Linked DNA regions of Mus musculus: region 1 is linked to region 2. The links are chromatin contacts, found by POLR2A ChIA-PET in ENCODE. All regions are on one chromosome and are shown on one strand. Each heading gives the region's core, a stretch centred on a gene start or an enhancer-like site at or near the end of the contact. The rest is flanking DNA. Distances are from core to core; before and after follow the strand shown. Region 1 holds the start of Apon (apolipoprotein N). Region 2 holds the start of Spryd4 (SPRY domain containing 4).

What was found. ChIA-PET counts read pairs that join two places held with the same protein, here RNA polymerase II (POLR2A).
Region 1: POLR2A ChIA-PET joins it to region 2 with 10 read pairs in Patski. The contact joins the promoter of Apon here to the promoter of Spryd4 in region 2. POLR2A ChIA-PET finds 5 or more read pairs at or near these places in 3 of 5 experiments (Patski and embryonic stem cell).

What each region holds. Positions count from the first base shown.
Region 1 is chr10:128,252,600-128,256,085 of GRCm38, forward strand. It overlaps Apon (apolipoprotein N), which reads left to right and starts at 1,532. Exons shown (of 2, transcript NM_133996.3): 1 at 1,532-1,682; 2 at 1,836-3,302. The coding sequence starts at 1,856. The coding sequence ends at 2,611. Timeless (timeless circadian clock 1) reads left to right here. Exons shown (of 29, transcript NM_001164081.1): 29 at 1-342.
Region 2 is chr10:128,209,867-128,213,314 of GRCm38, forward strand. It overlaps Spryd4 (SPRY domain containing 4), which reads right to left and starts at 1,928. Exons shown (of 2, transcript NM_025716.2): 1 at 1,843-1,928; 2 at 42-1,525. The coding sequence starts at 1,927. The coding sequence ends at 987. It overlaps Gls2 (glutaminase 2 (liver, mitochondrial)), which reads left to right. Exons shown (of 18, transcript NM_001033264.3): 18 at 1-138.

The DNA.
Region 1 (3,486 bases), core at 282-2,781, 42 kb after region 2:
GATTGAACCCGTTTCTACAGTTGAGGGAGAGCTGGGATGCACCACTCTCAAGCTGACAAGCATCCCTGATTTGTGTTTCATATTAAATGTGTACAATTAACAGTTGCTCATCTCAGAGCGGCCAGCCAGCCATCTGTTGTGTCTTCGGAAGAACTTTTAAGAGTAAAATTAAAAGACATGTCCTGAACTGAGCTTGGTAGTGTGAGCTAATCCCATCGTGTGGGAGACAGAGGCAAGAGAATTGCCATGAGGGAGAGGAAAGAGTCATATAGCCCTACGCGTGGGCCAATAAATGTAATTTAAAAAATCAGCTTGATAATAAATATAATTTTTAAAAAAAGAGACTTTTGTTGTCTTCCTCCTCCTCTTCCTTCTCCTCCTCCTCTTCCTCTTCTTCCTCCTCTTCCTCTTCTTCCTCTTATCCACAAGTAACAAGATGCTTCATCTTGCTGACCACAGGGTACATGCCTGTTGGTTCAGCTCCTCATGAGGCTTTGATAAAATCTCAAAAAAAATCCCTTTTACCCACGAGTCTGAGACTGTGTCTTGAAACAAAACAGGTATGGTGGTGGCTCATGCCTATAATCCCAGCACTCTGGAGACTAAAGCAAGAATACTTAGACTATATAGGAAGTTAGGCCAGCTTAGGTTATAAAGTGTCCAAAAAAATTAGAAGGCAGCCAGAAGAGTGATGGTAGCTCATACCTTTAATCTCAGCACTTGGAGGCAGAGGCCTTGTGTTCAAGGCCAGCCTGGTCTACCTAGCTCCAGGGCAGCCAGGACTATCTCAACAAAAAAGTAAATAGGGGTTGGAGAGATGGTTCAGTGGTTAAGAACATGTAAGACTCTCTCCAAAGGAGTAGAATTTTTAGTCCTTGCAACCATGTCAGGTGGCTTACAACTGGCTGTAACTCCAGCTCATCTGGCCTCTGTGGGCATTCGCCTTGAATCCCAGCACTTAAAAGGCAGACACAGGCATATCTCTGAGTTTGAGGCCAGCCTGGTCTACAGATTGAGTTCTAGGACAGCCAGGGCTACAAAGAGAAAGCCTGTCTTGAAACAACAACCACAAAAACCTTACCAAACAAACAAAAAAAACAATAAAGGTAAAAACTCAAAAGACTGCTCTGGTAATAACTTGATTTGATTTGCTGTAGGTTCTATTTTTCAAATTTTTTGATTGGGAAATCTTTAAAGTAAACATGACACATGGACTGGGAATGTAGCCCAGTTGGTAATGTGCTTGCCTAACATGCATAAATCCTTGGAGTTGATTCCCAGTACCACGGCAACTGCACCTGGTTGCAGATTCCCATAAATCCCCGTACTGGGGTTATAGTGGCAGAAGGATCAGAATCCAAGGTCATCCTTGGCTAACTAGTTGAATTCCAAGCCAGCTAGGGCTACAGAAGGCCCAGTCTCAAAAGAGAACAAACTTTCCACTGCCTAGAGGCTACAGAGACTGGACTATGGTCTAGGGACCGCCTAGCCACAAAGGAGGAGCCTTGCCTGTCAGGATGGGGCAATAGCTGGTCAGATAAAGTCTACCCAAAGAGAGGTGGTAAATACTTGTTTCCAGTCATCACCTACAAGAAGTTAACCTCTGGAAGGTAGCCGCTCCAACTAGGGACCTACTGAGTGAGACAGAGAACCACTTCATTCCTCTGCTGCTTGCCAGACAGGTGAGGGTAACAGCCTCTAAGAGGCCCCCTCTTATGTCCAGGGAAACTGAAGTCTCTAATGACCAGGACTCTACCAAACTCTGACCATTCTTGGTGCCTGTTCCTGTTGAATATTTGCGCCCTCCTCACCTGAGCTCTGCTCCTTCACAACAGGGCTGTCCTGTGGACCCACCATGATCCAGGCTGCATTGCTTCTTGGCTGTATCTTACTGTCCCCGGTGACCGCCTTTCCGTGGAAGACGCAGAATGGCAGCCTGCCAGCCGTCACAAGAACTGAACCCACATCAAATGTGCTCCCCAACAAGATTCCTCCTCCAACCCCCATTACCTGTCGGGACCTCTTGTACACGGTGCTCCCCGCTGCTCCTCTGTCTGAGTTCTTGTCCCTCTTAGCCCTGAGAGTTGTCCTGGAAAACATTGGCTGCCCTGCCGAGGCCTACAGTCTGCAGCTTCGGATCAGTGAAATGGGAGGAAAAGACAGCGCGGAAACCCTGGTCCTCCAGAGTCAAAAGAGTAGCCAGGAGGAAGGGATCGGCAACAATGAAGTCATTCTGAGGCATCTGGTGCCATCCCCTGGGGATATGAGGAGGGTCCGGCGCTCAGTTACCCTGCCTGAGGCGTGCACCTATGAACCCGGGTGGGTGTTGTACGATATGGCCCAGGTGCTGCTGGAGACGGCGAACAAGCTCCCTCCTATTGACCTAGTAAGAGAGTTCAAGGCCTCTGTAGTCAATGTCACCCAGCACTGTACCATGGAGTCTTGGGAAAGTATGAATGAAGTAGCCAGGAGGCTGATGAGTAGCCCAGAACTTAAAGACGCCAAGATTCCCGTTGAAGATCGAGTATACCTCGTTGCTCAGCTTGCAGTCGTTTTAAAGCGTATTTTTGTGAACCTTGTGTGGGAATATTTTCAGACCTATTTTGGATAGACACGGCCTCCTAGGCATGGAATGAACTTTCTCATAGCCCTTTAGTAGGTGTGCACACAGCAGCTGCCCACGGTGTGTAGCTAGACGCTGGCTGCATTTTACAAATTCATACATTGTCTTCCTTTGATCCTAATGTGTGAAGACACTTGATATGACTTCAGTCTTTCAGTTTCTAAATGCTATGGGTATTGCAATTTCCCTCTTTAATACTTTTTAATTCCTTGCTTAATGCTTTTTAATTTCCCAGCTGAATTCTGGGCCTTGGTTGTATTCATATTGTTTTGGGATATTAAGGAAAGGAAGGTTTGTTGTTTTGTTTTGTTTTGTTTTTGAGACAGGGTCTGCCTGGGTAACTCTGTCTATCTTGGAACTCAGAGATCCACCTGCCTTTGCCTCCACCTGCTGAGATTAAAGGTGTGCACCACCATGTCTGTATTTGTTCTGGTATTTTGAGATTGTCTTGCTTTGTGGCCATTGCCCTTACTATATAGCCCAGGCCAGCCTCAAATTTATGGGACTCCTACTTCAGCTTTCCAAGTGCTAGAATTATAGACCTGTGCCCTCACTTCTGTTTTTGTAGTGTTGGGGTTGAACCCAGGGACTCAGGAATACTAGACAAGCCGTTCACCACTAAGCCTACTTCTGTTAATTCTTAAACTGATGAGACAAATAAAAAGCTGCTTCTATGTTGAACTCACTGATTTGGGAGCTTTAAGGAAGTTTAATATAAATTCATAGCTCCAGCTGGCCCAGAACTCAGTACAAAATTCATGCTAGCCTTGAGCTTGGAGTGGTCCTCTTGCCTCGGGCTGAAACGTTCTTGCCTGACTTCCAGGATTTCTCGACTGGGTTTCTGTGGTTCCTTCTGTACCTAG
Region 2 (3,448 bases), core at 678-3,177:
GACACGCTGCTACTGCTGACAGCAATTTTATAGACAGAGTATTTTGTGTTCAAATAAACTTTAATTACATGAATTATAATTTTTATTTTATATTTTGCTAAATTTAGTCGTTCTCTTTCTCCCCTAAGGACATCATCAGTTATCACCATTGTAGCACCCAGGGTCAGACAAGTCCAAACTGAATATTCCGCATACATATTCAACTGTTTCACCAGGTTTTCCTCAAACCAAAATACTGCTTTTATTAAGTACATTCTGTGGCCAAGGGAGATGGGAGTTGTGGGTCTGAACAGGCTCCAAAATGGATTGTGTAAAGTTGTCTTTTTTCTGGAGCTTTGAACTGTGGCAGATACACAGAAGGAACTTATCGAGGGTAACGTTTCTGGCACCAGAGCCATACATGTCTCCCTAGTGTCTCTTTCCCTTTGTCACATAACTGGCACAATGGTTATGGCAAACTGCCTAGGTATCAGGTATCCAGAAGACAGATGGACTCAGAGTGGAGATAGCTGCATCTGGGTTGGACTGACATCTCTAGTGCTGAGGTACAACTGAGGAAGCCAGAACCCAAGAATCTGAGGTGCATCAGAGAAAAGGCCAAGCCTGTGGCTGCCACTCCTCCAGCCAGAGGTAGAGAGCATTTACTCTAGAGAATCTGGTGAGCCCCCAAAACAAGTTACATGTGGATAAGGGACGGGCCGAGAGGCAGGACCGCAGGACTGAACAGTCTAAGGTGTGTGGGCACAAGTAGAAGGACCCAAAGAACTGGCCTGAGGAGGCGAATCCCCTGATGACCTAGGAAACTGGCGACTTTGGCTGTATACCTAGCTCTTACAGAGTAGGGCCCAGGGGAAGATGGCTACAATATTGCACAAAGGATCCCAACAGAATTGTGAGAGCTACCAGTTGCTTGAAACAAAGTAAAATCGCTTTAGACACTAAGGACAGAAAGCTGACCATGAGCACGATTCAGGGTCTTGGCCACATTAGAGGCCCTTGGGCACTTCGAGTCCTGAGTGGGTTAGCAGCTCTCCATCCCAAAGAGCAAAAGCAGGTGCCACTGGGCCCCGGAAATCTGTCTGTAGTGTGTGGATCACAGAGATCCGACTCACATCCACCAGGCTCAGCTTCTTTGCCTCATAGTCCAGCAGCAGCCCCACCTTCTCTGGTTGCCCAATACCCTTAATTGGAGCTTTTTCGTTGGCCAACATGCTGTGCCACTTGCGCTGGGCATAGGAGAACACCCAGGAACGATCATCAGCACCAACGCAGCTGTCCCGGGACATGTCCACGTCTGCCACTCCTATCCGGAACTGCTGGGAGCGCTTCACTGTTACCTCCCAGTAGTGTCTGCCACTGGTGACTGTGGTGTCTCCGAGCACCACTGCCCACTCCCGGAAGCGCTCCAAATTCAGGGCCACCTTGGTGGGTTCCAGTCCCACCAAGCCATATTTGACACCCGTGTCGCCTCTGAAGAGTGCCAGGCTGCTGTGGGCCGTTTTTTCTTCCAGTTTGAAACTGATGCCTGAGGGCAGAGCAAAAAAGAACTCGTAAACCTAGGGCTGTGTTTGATCTGAAAGCTGTCCAGGCGATGACGGGAAATCGAGAAAAGTCAATGTCAAATGTTAACATGGAAAGAGCAGAGGTGCCGCTTTAGTAAGACAGCCCTGGGAGCTGCAAATCACTGACTGGGGAAGCCAGAAGCCGGTGCCCCAGGTTTGGAATCTTGCTAGATCAAGGCAGAGGGGAGAGAGGAGAAATGAGGAGTGGAGTTCTCTGATCGCGCTCTGGGAATGACACGTTAACTACTTTGGAGTGACAGTAAAAAAGAAATATGCCTACCTCTCCGGGATTCCACAGCAGGGACCCCCCATCGCTTGGTGCCCCAGCGGTACAACTTCCAACAGCGTGCAAAGGGCAGCGCCATCTTGTGCCACAGATGCACGGGGCACGCCCCCAGGGGACACCGACCAATGACTGGTCCGCGCCCGGAGCACGTGGTGCGAGACGCGAGTGTCGTGAGAAATCGGTATCTCGGTGATTTCTAGTCTGGCGAGCTAGATCAATACGTGAAGAGACGTACTGATTATATCTCAACTAAGTAGGATACCCCTCTCACACACACACACACCCAGAGAGCCTGTGTAAACAGAGTCTCTGATTTGTTTGGTTTTGAAACAGGGTCTCCTGTAGCCTGGATTGGCCTGGAATTCATTATGTAGTCATGGCTGGCCTCAATTTCATAAAAATCTACCTGCCTCTGCCACCCAAGTGCTGAGACTAAATTAATGCATGCGATACCAAGTCTGGCAAGATAAAAGAAGTATTTTTTTAAAGTAGTTTAATCCGGGGGGGGCGGGGGGAGTGACACACAGCCCTCAGGAGGCAGAGGCAGGCAGTTTTCTATGAGTTCGAGGCCAGTCTGGTCTACATACCAAGTTCCAGGACAGGCAGAGCACCACACATTATTTAAAAAAAAAAAAAAAAAAAAAGCGTAAATCCGTTTCCCAGAGCCTCAGCATTCTCTTTGGACAGAATGTGTCTACATTCAAGCTTACTGTTCTGTCTTCTGAGACAGAGTTACTATGTAACCTTTGCAGGCCTCAAACTCTAGATCCTGCTGCCTCAATTTCCCAAGTGCCAGGTTGTGCTCAGTTTTTTTTTGTTGTTTTTTTTTTGTTGTTTTTGTTTTGTTTTTTTCGAGACAGGGTTTCTCTGTATATCAGTTTTTTATTATTATAGTTTGAGACAGGGTCTCAAGGATCGGCCTGCCTCAGCCCGCGGAGTGCTGGGATTAACAACATGACTTGTGCTCATTATTATTATTATTGTTATTATTATTATTATTATTATTATTATTATTATTATTATTATTATTATTATTATTTTCGAGACAGGGTTTCTCTGTGAAGTCCTGGCTGTCCTGGAACTCACTCTGTAGACCGGGCTGGCCTCGAACTCAGAAATCTGCCTGCCTCTGCCTCCCGAGTGCTGGGATAAAAGGTGTGCGCCACCAACGCCCGGCTACCTCATTATTTTTTAATGTATAAATGAGCTTGAAAGTGTGTGTGGGGTGGTGCAGTGACTCATTCTCTCCACTAGGGTTCAGTCAGGCCCAGCCTTTTCAGCCCCGTAACTGTAGAGATGCAGGTTAACTTTTTTTTTCCCCTTCTAATTACAAAACTACTTTTAATACTTTGAGGTATGTCGCATACCTCAAAACTGGGAAGAGTAACCTCACTTTCCAGGAGTGGCCCAGGGTAAGAGAGGAAGGAAACACGAGAGGGACCTGCTGCAGACTTGCAAATGCCGAAGGGAAGGAACTGTATAGCACGGTGGGAAGGCTCTGGCGCATAGGCGAAGACCAAGAGGGTTGGTCACGAAGCCGTTCTCGTTTGCCTTTTTCTGTTTCTGCTGCACGACCTCCGAGTCTCTCCGCCTGCGGGCG